Regions from separate parts of the Homo sapiens genome. Here region 2 is linked to region 1. Evidence: chromatin loops called from intact Hi-C (ENCODE). Cell type or tissue: PC-9. All regions are shown on one strand. Links, peaks and the distances in the headings refer to the core of each region. The heading gives the core; the rest is flanking DNA.

What was found. A loop is a pair of places that touch in the nucleus more often than their neighbours do. Peaks named below come from ENCODE experiments on the same cell type or tissue, not always from the same donor. Only the 100,000 strongest peaks of a DNase experiment are listed, where the experiment ranks them.
Region 2: it touches region 1 in a loop (8-fold over the local background); 1 of 110 quality-filtered maps calls a loop at or near these places.

Annotation. Positions count from the first base shown.
Region 1 is chr7:40,910,444-40,918,468 of GRCh38, reverse strand. It overlaps a transcript of SUGCT not described here. Among named protein-coding and RNA genes, the nearest start is that of LINC01450, 65 kb to the left of the region's middle. In PC-9, for the core only: no CTCF peak of the experiment used is centred there; a DNase peak (open chromatin) is centred at 3,188; H3K27ac peaks cover 1,995 bases.
Region 2 is chr7:40,729,143-40,737,167 of GRCh38, reverse strand. The region is part of intron 12 of SUGCT (succinyl-CoA:glutarate-CoA transferase); the gene reads right to left. Among named protein-coding and RNA genes, the nearest start is that of SUGCT-AS1, 190 kb to the right of the region's middle. In PC-9, for the core only: no CTCF peak of the experiment used is centred there; DNase peaks (open chromatin) are centred at 3,417 and 3,907; H3K27ac peaks cover 1,000 bases.

The DNA of each region.
Region 1 (8,025 bases), core at 1,368-5,367:
TTTTTTTTGAGACAGAGTCTCGCTCTGTCGCCCAGACTGGAGTGCAGTGGCACAATCTTGGCTCACTGCAACCTCTGCCTCCCGGGTTCAAGTGATTCTCCTACCTCAGCCTCCTGAGTAGCTGGGATTACAAGCACACGCCACCATGCCCGGCTAATGTTTGTATTTTTAGTAGAGACAGGGTTTCACCATGTTGGTCAGGCTGGTCTCAAACTCCTGACCTCGTGATCCGCCCGCCTTGGCCTCCCAAAGTGCTGGGATTACAGGTGTGAACCACCGCGACTGGCCTATTTTCCCCTTTTTACCAAAGACCCTTTTCAGGGGGGTATGAGGAGATGAAGAGACTTATTTTCCACCCAATTTTATTCTCCTGCCTCTAGGCTCATGGCTAGGAAACATTTCCCACCTCTCCATGTAGTGATCCTCTAACTGGGTTTTCTCCAATGGAAAGTGCCTGCCCTCCTATATCTAGGCCTTCAGGATGTGGATGAGTATTATGAACTGAATGATTGTATCCAGCCAAAATATATATGGTGAAGTCCTAACCCCCAATGTGATGGTATTAAGAGATGGAGCCTTTGAGAGATAATTAGGATTAGATGAGGTCATGAGAGCAGAGCCCTCATTCTAAGATTAGTGCCCTTGTGAGAGGAGAAAGGGATGCCAGAGGTTCTTCTCTCTACCATCTGAGGACCCAGCAAGAAGGTGGCCATCTGCAAACCATGAAGAGGGCCCTCGCCAAAGGCCAAATCTGCCAGTGCCTTGTTCTTGGATGTCTCAGTCTCCAATACTGTGAGAAACATGTTTGTTGTTTATAAGCCACCAAGTTTGTTTTTGTTGTTGTTGTTATAGCAGCTTGAACTGAGACAACTGGCTTCTTCTCTCCTCCTGCAGCCTAGATCCTGGGTATGTCTGTAACTCAGTCTCTACCATGCAGATGATGGCAAGGCCCTAAAGGATGATGTGGTCACAAAAGGAGAGGAATCTGGGTGGCTGCGTACATCCCAGAGACCTTGACCTCTCATCTTGAACTTCTAGAGAAAAATTAACTTCTTGTTCTTTGAGCCTCTAAATTTGAGGAAATATTTTTATAAGAGTAACCTACTACCCTAACTTATGTATGGTAGAAACTGTGGGTAAGATGGGTAATAAAACCAAGAACTGCTCCTTCTTCTAAAGGGAATTACATAGTATTTTTCAATTATAGAAAACATTGTAAGGTCATTTTATAATGATTAGAAGAGTCGAAGATACAAAAAAAGTTTACTAGAGTTGACAGTCATGAATTTTTGTCCAAAGTCTTCCCCCATGGGGAGCTAATGCTTCTCAACCCAGAGGAAAAGAAATCTACATTGTATGATTGAGGAACTCCTGATGTCCCTCACTGGGTCTGTTGAATAATAGCTTATTGCTGTGTTGGACATTCCCAGGCTACTTTGTCAGACGAGAAGATTACTTAACATATTCAGTTCCTGGGGCCCTCTTTTATCTACAGTGTTTTTTATGACTCCTTATTTACTTGAACCAATAGATTCCGACATTCTGCACTCTTAGTTATGGTCAATCAATCATGTGTTTCTAATTCTGTAACTACTCCAGACTCCATAAGGCTTTGTCAATAGCTTCATGTATGGACATTTTTAAAGTATAATATCTGTGTGTATAAAGAAACAAATGAATAATAAATGTTAAAGCCTACACAGTCTGACCCTCAAAAAGTGCCAGTAGCATGTCTTTGTCTTTTCTGTACACATACATACAAACACATGCACATACATAAAGTTGTTTTTTAAGTAATTGAAAAATCAAACACCAGATAGTAGAATGTAATTAAAATGTCAGCTTACTGATTCAGAAAGAGAAGTATTCAAGTGTAGACCTAGATTCAGTTATGATAGGATGCTATTACCCACATGATGTTATCAGGATTCAGTTTATCTCTTTTCATCTGTATTGGCTTCATTCTCAAAAAGACTCCTCCTTCATCCTCACAAGATGTCAGAAGCTCATGAGCTACCTAATGCCAGGTTAAAATCTAGTAGTAACTAGTGAGAGTCTTTCCTAACATGGTCCACATCCTGGGATTCACTTTAACTGGACTTGCTCCATTCATACCCATCCTTCAATCAACCACTGCAATCAGAATGACTTAGGACTACATCATGCACTTCATTTCTAGAGCTGTAAGTGGACCCATACCTAGACTGTGTGGACTGAGAAGAAGTAGATCCCATACAAAATATTAGGTCTGGTACTGAAAGAAGAAGAAACAGGTGATGGAGAAACAAATAGCAACCACCCACTGCGGTTAATCTCTTGGCTGCCTAACATTCATATACAATTCTAGTGCTAATATGTATATCTGTGTGTGTGTGTGTGTGTGTGTGTGTGTGTGTGTATGTAGAGAGAGAGAGAGAGAGAGTGTCCCACATCCATATATGACATATATAATATACTCACTCAGTCTCCAGAAAGAAAAAGTAAAATCTCATTTGATGGTTTCACCCCACTTCAAGTTTAAGATTAATGGGTGATGTGCAGTTCTCACAAGGTACCCAACATGCCCAATATACAATGGTGGAGAGAGAACCAAAAAAACAGGGTGCGATGGGAAACATTAGTAATCATTGATTCAATGCATGTATCAAATTCTATTTTATTTACTTATGTATTTCTACATTGTCTGGAACATAGTAGGTACAGTAGTATTTGCTGAATTAATGAATGCACACACAGCTGGACAGGAATGGGAAGGGCTGCCTGTCCCAGCAGGAGAATGAGTTCCTTGCCCAGCTTGTCAAGTTCTTCCTGCTCTTCCCTCTGAGAGAATGGCTCCTGTCCTCTGCCTTTATGGCTACCTTTTCTGCTTTTGGTAGAATCCTCTTGGTCTTTTGTTTTCTGTGACCATATCTTAACACGGCATTGCCAAAACTGTCCCCATTATTAGCCTGTTTTTGTTGTTGTTATTACTGTTGTTGTTGACAACATTTCTTAGACCTCAGGGTTTTCTTAGAGACTAAACATTCATAGACAATTCCTCCTATGAATTGTCTGGCTCCTCCTTTAGGAACATTTGAGGTCTTACCTAGTTTCATATACTGAACTCCATAAGCCAGTCTCCAGATATCTTGTTGAGTCATGATCCTTGAAATTGGATTCCAGCCTGAGAATTTCTCTTTCTCAGTGATAAGACCGGTGCTCTGTCCATCCCTGAAGTCTTTCCCTTAGTGACCTTCGACTTTGTACTGCCCAGAGCAATTTGAAACAATAGTTGAGGTAAGAAAACTCATCTGGCACTCAGGCACCAACCAGCCGCACCTTAAGAATGTGGGTCATTATCCTCTTTGTCACGTAGGGAACAAGATATGCTCAGCAGTGATCGGAAAAGAAGTTAGCCCCACATTCTAATGGTATTTTCTGATACGATCCCTATCTTCCTGATTAGGTTTGCACTAATTTATGATTACGGTAAGAATAAACTTTTCTAAACCTGCAAAATTCCAGATCACCCAATTCTCATCTTCCTTATTTTACAGGGTTCATGCAGAAAGGCATCTCTTAGCCAAATTGTATTTTCCTTCCTCTCTGATTTCAGATATAGAAGGTTCAACATCAGTTTGTCTAATTCTGGTGGGACCTTTATTGTGCCTTCTAAAAGGCCACAAAAGGCAGGCATGTGTTTCAATATCCTGAATTTCTCCTCCAAATTCCATAATGCTGCAGCCTCTATAGGCCTATGGTTTGAGGTCTGAGATACAGCAGTGTAAGATATGGCTACACTACCAAACAACATAAAACGCCAACTTCTAAGCTGTGAATAGGGGTTCTCAGTGCCTTCCACTCTACTTCCTCAGCCTAGCGTTTTCATATTTTAAGATCTAATATTTACTATACTCTACTATACTCTACTCCTGACAATGATTTCTGTGTAAAGATCTTATCCGTGGTAAAGTTTTTAAATCTGAGGTATCAAGCATAGCCATTAATTGGGTGACAAAACTGAAAAGCCCAGGAGAAGACCTGGCTTTGTAGAGGGCTGAAAAGAAGGTCTCATCAGCCTTGTCCTAACCTAATGCTAGATGACGAGTTAGTGGGTGCAGCGCACCAGCATGGCACATGTATACATATGTAACTAACCTGCACAATGTGCACATGTACCCTAAAACTTAAAGTATAATAAAAAAAAAAAAGAAAAAGAAAAAAATAAATAAATAAAATGCATTGAGCACTGTGACAAAGGAAATGTAATTGGACTTTGAGTGATGTGTGTCACTCTTAGGACAAGCCTGGAACCCTTTCCAGACATTAGGGACTGAAAGAGGGGAAGGGGAAAATCCCCAGACAAAAATTAGATACGTAGAAGTGGTGTTGTCTGAGCTAACTCAAGAGTAAGCTAAAAAAAAAAACTGAAAAAAAAAAAATCTTGACTTAACAGCATGTTTAGTCTCATTGTCAAATGCCATATTTTTGTGATAGGATTATTGTTCTGCAAATATTTATTTATTTCCCTTTCTTGTGTGGGTGAAATTTGTTTTCCTGACTCCACTGATGCCAGACCTGGCCATATGATTTTCTATAGTGAATGGAATGTTAGTGGCCATGACATGAAGAGGTCTTCCATGAGCTTGTGCATTTCAGTTTGGCTCTTGTGCTTTGGTAATCACCATGAGAGGAGCATACTGCAGATAGAGCTGCCCCTTTAACCTGGGCCCCAGAATAAAAACACATATAGCAGATCTGAATCCAGCGAGCCCACAGCCTGAAGCAAAGACAACTAGATGAGTCCATTCTAGACCAGCTGAACTGCAAGTCAGCATGCAAAATAGTGAATGGGGAGAACAAATGCTTGTGTTGTCAGCTACCAAGTTTTGAGATTATTTGGTAGGCAGCATTATTTTGGCAAAATCTCATTAAGACATTCTTGTAGTACATGCTCTGGAATTTCTTTCTAAAAGCAAAAATGCAGTTGGAATATGGGACAAGAAAACTTATCTTGAAATTGAATTTTCATAGCAAGGGTACTGTTTTATTTAGATTGTATATTTACTTTGGGTGGACTAATGGAAATTTGGGGGACCATGTGATGTTCTTAGTTTTAAGATGTACAATTTTTTTCCATTTTAATATTTCTAAAACCAGGATGTGTTATAAAATCAATGTGCATGTGGCATAGTGGCATGTGATGGCGTTTCTCCATGTCCTGAGCCCCACTGCTTATGGTGTGTCCATCAAAGGTTGGATCCATCCTGGCTAACATGGTGAAACCCCGTCTCTACTAAAAGTACAAAAAATTAGCTGGGCGTGGTGGCACACGCCTGTAGTCCCAGGTACTCGGGAGGCTGAGGCAGGAGAATCACTTGAACCCGGGAGGCAGAGGTTGCAGTGAGCCAAGATCGCGCCACTGCACTCCAGGCCAGCGACAGAGGGAGATTACATCTCAAAAAAAAAAAAAAAAAAAAATTGGATCCAGCAATTCTGTAGTCAGGAAGGATGGTGAAGGATAGCAGGAGATGGCAGGACTGGAGCAGTCAGATCAGGGGTATATTCTCAGACAAGTGCATCAAGTATCTAAACAGCATCATTAAATATTGATGGAGTACAAGTTGACTGACAGAAAAGTAGCATTCTATTGTGAAAACTAAATAGTGAACTCCACGTTGCATTATGGTGAAGTCAGCTTTTTTTTTTTTTTTTTTTGGAAACGTTTAATTGCCTGAACATGTAGTCTTTCAGAACACAGACTACTGTGTCATGTAGTAATGAAGCAATTGTTTTTAATTTGGAAACTAAGAACAATTCTTACAAAGATGGACACATCTTGACTACAAAAATGCTATCAGCACAGGCCCATCTAGGACAGGAAAATACACAGGATAAGTTAATGATAGATGGAGTTTCTCATGACTTGCCTTGTAAATGTTGGCAACTGTCGACCAAAACAAAATTTTATTTTAGTTTATCTGATATTAAGCTGCTCTTTTTTATTATACTGAGTCAACAGTTTCAGCTGCTAAAGTTTTCCCATGGAACAATGTTATAATTGGTTGGATAATTGGGAGTTGTGTTCCTGACCAAGGACTCAGCAACAGATAAATCACAGATATAACTAACAAAATGTCATACAAGCAAGATACAACAACCATAAACCTCTAAAATCATCTGAATTAGTAAAATTTTGACCCCAGTACCATAAAATGGGCAAGAATTTAAAAATAACACATAAAATACAGGCCTAATGTATCATAAATGTGGCCAATCTAAATTAATAGAAAGATAGGTATTGTAAACATTGAATTAAAACTTTTGTAGGATAATGTGTAAGGCCTAGTTCTTCAAGAAAAAAAAAGCAAGCTGTCACAGTAAGTTGAAGTGAAGCATCCTCTATTCCTCAATAAATTTCAGGGCAGTAAATTTGTCATATAAAAGCCAATAGTTTCTTGAAACGCCAGACCTTGGGGAAGAGTGCTTAGGACGAAATACCAACAGACCTTAAATTTAAATTTTCAACATTTCCACCAATCTTCATATATGATTAGCTGACACCTGTGCACACACACGCGTACATCCACACACACACCATGCCCTCCCTCCTGCATGAGTTCATAGTTACTACAATTCCTTCAGCATGTGAACTCAGGGATGTAAGAAACAAGACCAAGAAAACTGCTTTTCATGGTTCCTTTATACCGATGGTTCTTAACTAAGCATGATTTGCATGACATTTGGCAATGTGTGGAGACATTTTTGGTTGTCACTAATTGGGAGGAAATTACTGGCATCTAGTGTATATAGGCCAGTAATGCTGCCAAACATCCTACAATGCACACAGGACAGCCCCCACAACAAAGAATTATCTGGGCCCCAAAGTGCCAAAGTTGAGAGACTTTTTTTTTTTTTTTTTGAGACAGGGTCTCACTCTGCCACCCAGGCTGGAGTGCAGTGGCGCAATCACGGCTCACTGTAGCCTTGACCTCCCGGGCTCAGTTGACCCTCCTACTTCAGCCTCCCCAGTAACTGGGACTACAGGTGTGTGCCACCACACCCAACTAAAAATTTTTTTTTAATTTTAATCACTATACAATTGTTCTTGTAGCAGCTCTCACATAGAAGATTTTAAAATAATGTCATTGACTTTGAACTGTACTCAAAGTTCAGAAGAGTATTTCCAAAACAGCAAGTACAATGTCTTAATAATCTAGACTTTGATACAACTTTTGGTGGCTTGTACTGTTTCTTTGCTTATTTTGTAATGTTTTGCTTTGTTTGTTGTTTATCTTCTTAGTTCTTCTGAACTTATCCCACCCCCGAAGCAGTATCAGGAAAGTCACTCATGGCTACTTTGGGATAAGCATTCAGAAAGAATGGAAAGTTATGCCTGTCAGCCATGGCGAAGGGAAGGGAAATGAAGATGGGAGGGGGTACAAAGGTTTCAATTAATAAAGCCCAGATTTATTTTTAGTACCTATTATCAGAACCTCCTCCTTCTCTGAGTTCTATTTCTTTCCTGAAAACACAATCCATTGCCAGGATGGTCTTTACTACTAACAAACCAATCAAAAATTTCTTTGTAAAGTCATTTTGACTTTTCCTGGGGCCTACCATCATTTCTATATGTAAAAGGAAATCATTAAATACATGCCAAATTAGTGTATATATTTTGGATTTGTTGTGTGCCATGGGCTATGCTGGGTGCTGGTCATAGAGAGGTATAGTAAGTGTGCTTCCTGCTTTCCATAAAGGGGAACATGGGGTTACCATTATTATTAGCACTTATCAATGGATGCAAGTGCAGAGGAACCAAATAGAGCAAAGGCTGACCGGATCTTCCAAAGTCACCAAAATAACACTGTCAGAGCGGTCACTGGAATCCTTGATCAGTACTAGACACATAGGCAGGCATTCTTACTTCTCATTACTTCCCTTCTAACTGCCATTATGTCCCCTCTCTGTTTGCACTGCAGCACACTTTGTAAGCATGGATCAACTTTCAAGCTTATGTCATTATAAAAATGTTCCATATTTTTA
Region 2 (8,025 bases), core at 1,867-5,866, 180 kb after region 1:
CTGTGTCCAATATACATTGCCCTGTTTCCCTAGAAAATATAAACATCCTGCAGTGCCCCTGCGCATTCACTAGGATGTCATGAGTGCCTCAGTACATAGTTTGAGAACCACAGTTACCTGCAATTGGGTTCAGCATTTTGGTTTTCTATTTTTTTAATCTGGAAATCATTAGTATCAATACCGTTTTTCAAAATCAATGATTTTTAGCTTACTGTATGCTTATGCTAATTTTTGATCCCCATTTTTTTATCTTAGGCTTTCCTTTAGTGGCTATATTCTCTCTTCCTGTAGAATAGTTCTTTAGAATTTCCTTACTCATCTGTTCATAGTAAGTTCTCCTAGTAAGTTGGTTTTATTTTCCCCAAAGTTACTTTGCTTCCAAATAAAGATATTTTTTTCTTTATTTTTTTTCTTTCTTCTAAAAGATTTGTATTGGTTGTACATTTCTAAGCTGACAGTTAACCTTCTGTTGGTATACTGATGATATTATTCCATTGTCTTCTGAGTTTCACTATTGTTTTCAAGAAGTCAGCCATGATTCTAATTGTCTTTGCTTTGTAGGTAATCTGTATTTTTTTCCTCTGAGTGATTTAAAGATCTCTATGTCTTCTGTTTTCTACAGTTTAACCACCATCAGTCTAAACCTAAATACCTTTTTATTTAATGTATTTAATTTTTACTGAATCCATGTAGTCTTTAGGACTTCCTGAGTCTGAAAAATTATGTCTTCAAAAGTTTTGGAAAATTCCTAAGCATGGTAAAATATTGCCTCTGCCTATTTTCTCTAGCTTCCCCTGGAACTGCAGTTATATATACATTTATATATACACATAAATGTATATATAATGTATTATAAGATATAATAGATTATATAAATATTATAATATATTATATATTATATATTGAAATATTATAATATATTATATATTATATATTGATATATTATAATATATTATATATTGATATATTATATATTGATAAATTACATATATAAAATTAATGCAAATTTTAGCTATATATTAGATGTGATCACACTGTATGTCTCTGCCTCTCTTGTATTTCCTATGTGTGTGTGTGTCTCTCTGGGTTGAGTTGTAATTAATTTATTCAGATCTATGTATCCAATCATGAATTCTCTCTTCTATCTAATCTACCATTTAATTTGCTGTGCAGTTGTTCTTAATCCAGAGATGATTTGCATTCTGTTTTTCTAAGTGCTTAAGGGCACCTCTGAAATAGAACCACATTAAACTTAATTTTCTGTTTGGTGGTTTTTGGGCCAAGTAGAATTAATTACTGTCCTATATATAGGACAGTAGATTTGTAGATAGCTCATCTCCTAGCCCCAGAAAAATGAGAGATTTTCAAGAACCATGGTCAAAACAGGTTAGAATATCTACTGTTTTTTTCTTCAGTCTTCAATGACAGGTTTTAAAATTTGTTTGCTTTCTTTTTTGTTTTGTTTTGTTTTTTACCTAGTTCACCCACTGACATTGCTGACTTTTGGATGTCCGACCTTTATTTTGAAGTTTCTATTCTATCTCCCACCTACTGTGGACTTCAGGATTCTTGTAATATCCTCATTTCTTATGGCCCATAAAGTTCAGGTTCTAAGCTAAAGAGTATTAGCAAATGCTGGTTCTAGTGCTTGCTTCTCTGCATGCATGTTTTCTAATCATTTTTCTACTGGCAGGATTTCTCTGGTCATATAGTCCCCCATATTGTCAGAAACAGAGGTTCTCCAGATGTCACTGTATCCTCTTTAAGCTACATTTGAAGTCTTAATTTGGTGTTCCAACCTTTCCCAAGACTAAGTAGTCCAGAAAATACGAAAAATAACAACTATTAAATAAAAGAGGAAATACAACAGAATCCAGTGAAATACAAAGGTGATTTATGAACTTTAAAGTCAGGATATTCGAAGTCCCGACTTACATCTTTAATTCTATCCTTCTTGGCAGTGGGGCCTTTAATTAAGTTATCCCAGAACCAAACTACAAACTTTCAAGTTAAGAAAGCATTCTTTCCCCTCCAGCACAGGAGTCCACAAAGCCCTGTGAAAGGAACCATTCCGAGTGGTGGTCAGCAGAGTAATTTTGTGTGTGCTGTCTTCACTTAGCAAGAACCAAATAACTCCTTCATTCTTAGGAATTTTCTAGTTGCCCAGTGGGACACCTGTGAGTTTTGATTAGTCCTAAGAACAGGTCAGGAGGTTGTATATATACTATATTTCTGACTGGATTTAGTCCTCTCTTCCCCAGAGACTGAAGATTCTAGGCAAGAATTTGGGAGTCCAGTCTAAGAGGCAGAAGCTATCTACTTTATTAATGAAGTGATGCTTCATCCTCTTCAGAAGCCATTGAGGCAAACATTTTTCTTATTACTCTTCATTTGTTGATCAAGAACTCATCACTTAAATGTCTGCCAACCATTCTATTTTTTTGCAGGGACCAAAGTAACAAAAAAGTGTAAGGAGGAAAAATAGTCAATTGGACAAAAATACAGCATAACAAAAAAAAAATGCACATGGATTCTCTGAGTTGGCAGAGTTTTCTGTGTGACTTGTCAGGGGTGGACAGTCCAACCAGCATGAATGTAAAGCAAGGACAGAGTGAGTGTGAGAGGACCATACTTGACACTTGCCTAATATCTAGGTGGCAATTTGTATGTGCCAAGACACAGTGAAACAGATTTTTCATTATTATCTCTATTTTATATATGAAGACACAGATCTGAGGAGGTAAAATGACTTGAGTAATAATGTAAGTTAAGGTAAAAGGTGTCTATCTGACAGCAGAGCCTATGATCTTTCTGCCACACTTGTGTCTGTCTCTAAAGTGTTCAGTACGACTTTCCACTATAATAAGATTCTAGTATTGCTGATCTGAGTGCAACACAGACATAAGAAAAAAGAGTCATTGGGGACACAGACTATTCCAAATTATTGCCATTAGCAGTTTGTCATTTCTTCTGCTGGTGCAAGTGCTGTCTGAGAAAATTAGGTATAGTAAGATGCAAGTAATCTTTTATGGAGACCTTTCTCTCTGTCTCCTTGAGGGTAATGTGTTGTAAACTCTACTGAAATTAAATCTCCTTTGGGATCGAATTGCAACAAGGCATCTCCTTATTTGATGTAGCAAAGCTTTCCCTTAGTAAGTCCACAAGAATATGAAGGTTGTAACAAAACATTAACATCTGCTTCCTTAACAAATTTTCTTAATAAAGTCATACATGCCAAATATGTTTAAGACTCATTATCACTCTTGATATAGTATGATAGAAGTTTAACCAGGAAAGGTTTTCAGCATCAGGAAGCCACAAAGGAAACGATGTCGTGGCACATACAATATCTGAACAGCCACAAGGCCAAGCAGCGGTTGATAAATGTGCCGATTACTTAGTCCTCTGCCATGAGGAAGCAATATCATTTGTTTGCTTTATGTCAACCATTCTAGAGAACCATAACCACACAGGGAACAATCAAGTGACAGTCCTGTGGCTACAGAAAGACACGGACACTGCACATGACATCCTCCTTGTGCCTGATTCATTATGCCAAAAATTTGCTCAGGCTCAAAAAGGCCAGAACCATTATGATAATTAACACGTTTCTAAGACTTAAAAACACTAAGGTGGTGGTCCTAAAATTCAATAAACTCAGTGTTTTCATTTTACATTTTGGTTTGCTTTTCCTGGGAATTTGTGTGGATGGGGAAATACTTTGCTTGTTGCAGGCAGATAGATGCATGTTTGCTCTAGGCCAGGAGATTAAGGAGAACTATTTTAGGAAGGAGCCTGTGTGACCAGGCCTGAGGGAGATAATACTGATAAGTAGAGCAGGGTCACTGATAACTTTGTGGGCAAGTGACCCTTTGGATATGCCAAGAGATGTTATCAGGGAGAAAGGGCTGAGTCATGTATATATAATTCTGGCTTACTCTAGCTGGAGTGTGGGGCAGAGGGGTAGAGATGGAAATACATAGAAACTAAAATGGAGTGACATGAGTCCAGTCAGGAGTCAAGCCTGAGCTTCTCTCAGACACATCTGTGTTCCCAGCTGACTTGGCTCACAATTTCTTTTTTGTTTGTTTGTTTGTTTGAGATGAAGTCTTGCTCTGTCGCCCAGGCTGGAGTGCAGCAGCACAATTTCAGCTCACCTCTGCCTCCTGGGTTCAAGTGATTCTCCTGCCTCAGCCTCCCAAATAGCTGGGATTACAGACATGCGCCACTATGTATTTTTAGTAGAGTTGGGGTTGCACCATGCTGGCCAGGTGGGTCTCGAACTCCTGACCTCAAGTGATCCACCCATCTTGGCCTCCCAAAGCGCTGGGATTACAGGCGTGTTGGCTCACAATTTCAATCAGGTGTCATCAACCTGCCTTACAGACACACTGTTTCAGCATGGATAGTCACATGGATATCACACTATCACATCTCAACACCCAACCAGAAAAGTGGTTCCTGCCTCTGCCCTGCTTAAGTATCAGGGAGAGTGCTGCCTTCTGAGTTCCAGCTGTGTGGTGTGTCTTCTTATTCAGATCCATGCTTTATCTTTTGGGCCTGACACTTGACACTGCCACTCTGGTTTGGACATTTTGCTTTTGCTCACAATAAAGACTTTCCTTGAAGTTGAACCCTATGTCCGATGCCCACCTTACTTTGCCTAGTCCTTGAATCCAACCTTACACTGCCTATAACAGGTTGAATAATGGTCATCCAAAGATCTCAAGTCCCACTCCTGGATTATGTTACCTTATTTAGAAAAAGAGTCTTTTCAGATGGGATTAAATGAAGGATTTTAAAATGGTGCAATTAGCCTGGATTAAGGGAGTGAGCCCCAAATGCCATCACCAAGTGTTCTCATAAGAGAGGCAAGGGAAGATGTCACAGATACACAGAAGGGGAAGCAGCAATGTCACCAGCCAGACAGAGAATGGAGTGATGCTGCCACAAGCCAAGGAATGCCTATAGCCTCAGAAGCTGGAAGAGGCAAGGAAAGATTCTCCCCTAAAGCCTTCATAGAGAGTGCAATGCTGCCAACACCTTCATTTTGAATTTCTGGCCTCCAGAACTGTGAGAGAATACCTGTTGTCTTAAGCAGTCCGGTTTGTAGTAATTTGTTACAGCAGCCCTAAAACAAACTGTATCCTAGCTCCCAAGATATATCCTCATAGATTATCAGGAGCTAGAATTCTGTTTAATTCATGTACCCCTATCTAAACAAATAACCCCTCCATTTAAAAAACAAAGACCGGAATCAATCTTCTGGTCCAAAAGAGACTGACTTGCTACATAATGGAGAAAGGAATATTTTGAGCAGCACATAATCATGATGAAGTCAACTAGATGGTATTCTATTGCAGCTATTTTCATAAAGAAATATTATTGTTTTCATCCTATGTTTCACTCTTTTGGAACTAGCTTTGCCACTCTCAATAACTTAGGAAAAACTTAAAACCAAATACTGTTTTCACACCAAATTTACATTTCTTCCACTTTAACGATTTGTTTAGGCAAATGACCTGAACTCAGGCGCAGGTTGGTGATTCCTAGGGTGGGGTGGGTATGCACCATGTAAATGCAGATTCATGCTATCCTCACTCTTTCAATTCATTTCTAAGATGTAATTATTTTCTGAGGATTCCTGAAATTGACTTTCTTGGGTTTTTCTTTCAAGTATAAAGGCATAATTGATAATGCTGTTTTTTCCTATAAATAAGAATATTCCAAAACCTAAATAAGGAGATGAGGAACAGGTATTTCAAAGGATCCTGATCTTATCTAAAATAATTGTGGACTAGTAGAGGGAACACCTACCAATTTTGGTTCTGCCACTAATCAGATGAGAGGGACTGAGTAAAATTCTTTTAACTTCTCTGGACTTCTGTCTCTGCACTTTTAAAAACTGGACTATTATGTTCGACCATGTAGCCTCGTTAAGATAATTAGATGAATTGAAATACTTTCACCTAAACACCCTTGAGAAACTGTCAAAGTCAATAGGGCCACCCAAAACTCATTCTCACCCTTTCTCACACCTGCTCCTCCCAAATTCCCTACCAACCACTAGCACTCCCATTCACTCAGTCTCCCATGTCTCACACCTGGGAAGTCTCCTTGACTTTGCCCTTTCTAACAACTTGCCACTTTTGTCCTTCAGTCAAGTTAAATTCCTTACCAAGTCTATTACTTGTCCATTCATTGAAGCATTATTCACAATACCAAGATATGGAATCAATATTAGGTGTCCATTGGTATGTGTGTATACAATTGAATACTATTCAGCCTTAAAAGAGAAGGTGATTCTGTCATTTGCAACAACATGGATGAATCTGGAGGACATTATCCTAAGTAAAATAAGCCAGGCATAGAAAGACAAGTATCACATGATTACACTTATATGTGAGATCTAAAAAAGTTGAACTCACAGAAATATAGAGTAGAATGGTGGTTGCCAGGACCCAAGGGAGAGGGTGGTAGAGAGATATTGGTGAAAGGACACAAAATTTCAGTTAGGAGGAATAAATTCAAGAGATCTATTGTACCAAGTGGTGATTATAGTTAATAATAACGTATTGCATTTTGAAACTCACTGGAGAGTAGATTTTAAGTGTTCTCACCCACAAAAAAATAAGTATGTGAGGTATTGCAGATATTAATTAGCTCAACTGAGCCATTACACAATTTATGCATATTCCAAAATATCACAGCATATGTGAGAAATATATATCATTATTATTTGTCATTAAAAAATAAAAATAGACTGGGCATGGTGGCTCACACCTGTAATCCCAACACTTTGGGAAGCTGAGGCAGGTGGATCACTTGAGGTCAGGAGTTTGAGACCAGTCTGGTCAACATGGTGAAACCCCATCTCTACTAAAAATACAAAAATTATCTGGGCCTGTGGTGCATGCCTGTAATCTCAGGTACTCAGGAGGCTGAGGCAGGAGGATCACTTGAACCTGAGAGGCGGAGCTTGCAATGAGCCAAGATCATGCGATTGCACTCCAGCCTGGGCAACACAGCAAGACTCCGTCTCAAAAACAAAACAAAATACTATCTGAATGGACTCTCCTGTGTTCAAATCCAACCACGTCATTCCCCTGCTTCATGTTCTTCCCTGGACCCTCTGTATTAGCAGGACCGAGCCAAGCAGCCCAAGGGCACCGTTTATATTTTCCCTGGCTTGCACAGTGTTTTATAATCATTTTCCATCTTAATTGCCAAGATTGAAAATTTGGAGATTTCACATACAAACCCGGATTTATGAATTTCCATGAAAAATAAAAGGGTATGGATGCAACCAGACCCTTGGATACAACCTACATGAGCTGAGAGGCAGCTCTTCTCTTTAGCAGTGGCGTGTGTTTTCCTGCTTTCCATAGTACCCACCACTCTCTCTGCTGGTTACCCAGTATGATTCACTCACTGATTTCATTTGCCTAGCATCTGATGGTATCTGAATTGTAACTGTTGGTCTACAAGATAAAGTCCAAAATTTAGCATGGACCAAAGGCCCTCAGATTCCCACCCTGGACTACTTTTCTCATCTCATCTCACCCAAATGCAACATCAAACACTTGTAGATTCCTGAACAGCACACTCTTTCAAAAAATCTCCTTGATTTTTAATATGCTTCCACTCACCACCACCTCTACCACATCTCCAATGTTATCTTCTTTGCAAACATGTGTCCTGCAAGACTCTACTTAAATGGCACTATTTTAGCGAAGCTTTATTTGGTCAGCTCAGAACATCTATTGTGCTTCCTCTTCTAATGCTACACACATTATAGAATTTATGATGTTGGTTTCCAATAATCTGTGGACATATAGTCCCTGAGAAAAGGGGACATGCTCACTGACCTTTATATCCCTAGCCTCTAGCACAGTACCTGATACATACAAGTGTTAATATGTGATGGCTAAAACAAACAAACAAAAATGTTGGAGTACTTATCCACTACTTGGCACGCAGCAAGCACTAATAAATTTGGTTTGACTTGGAGTAAATAATATTAGG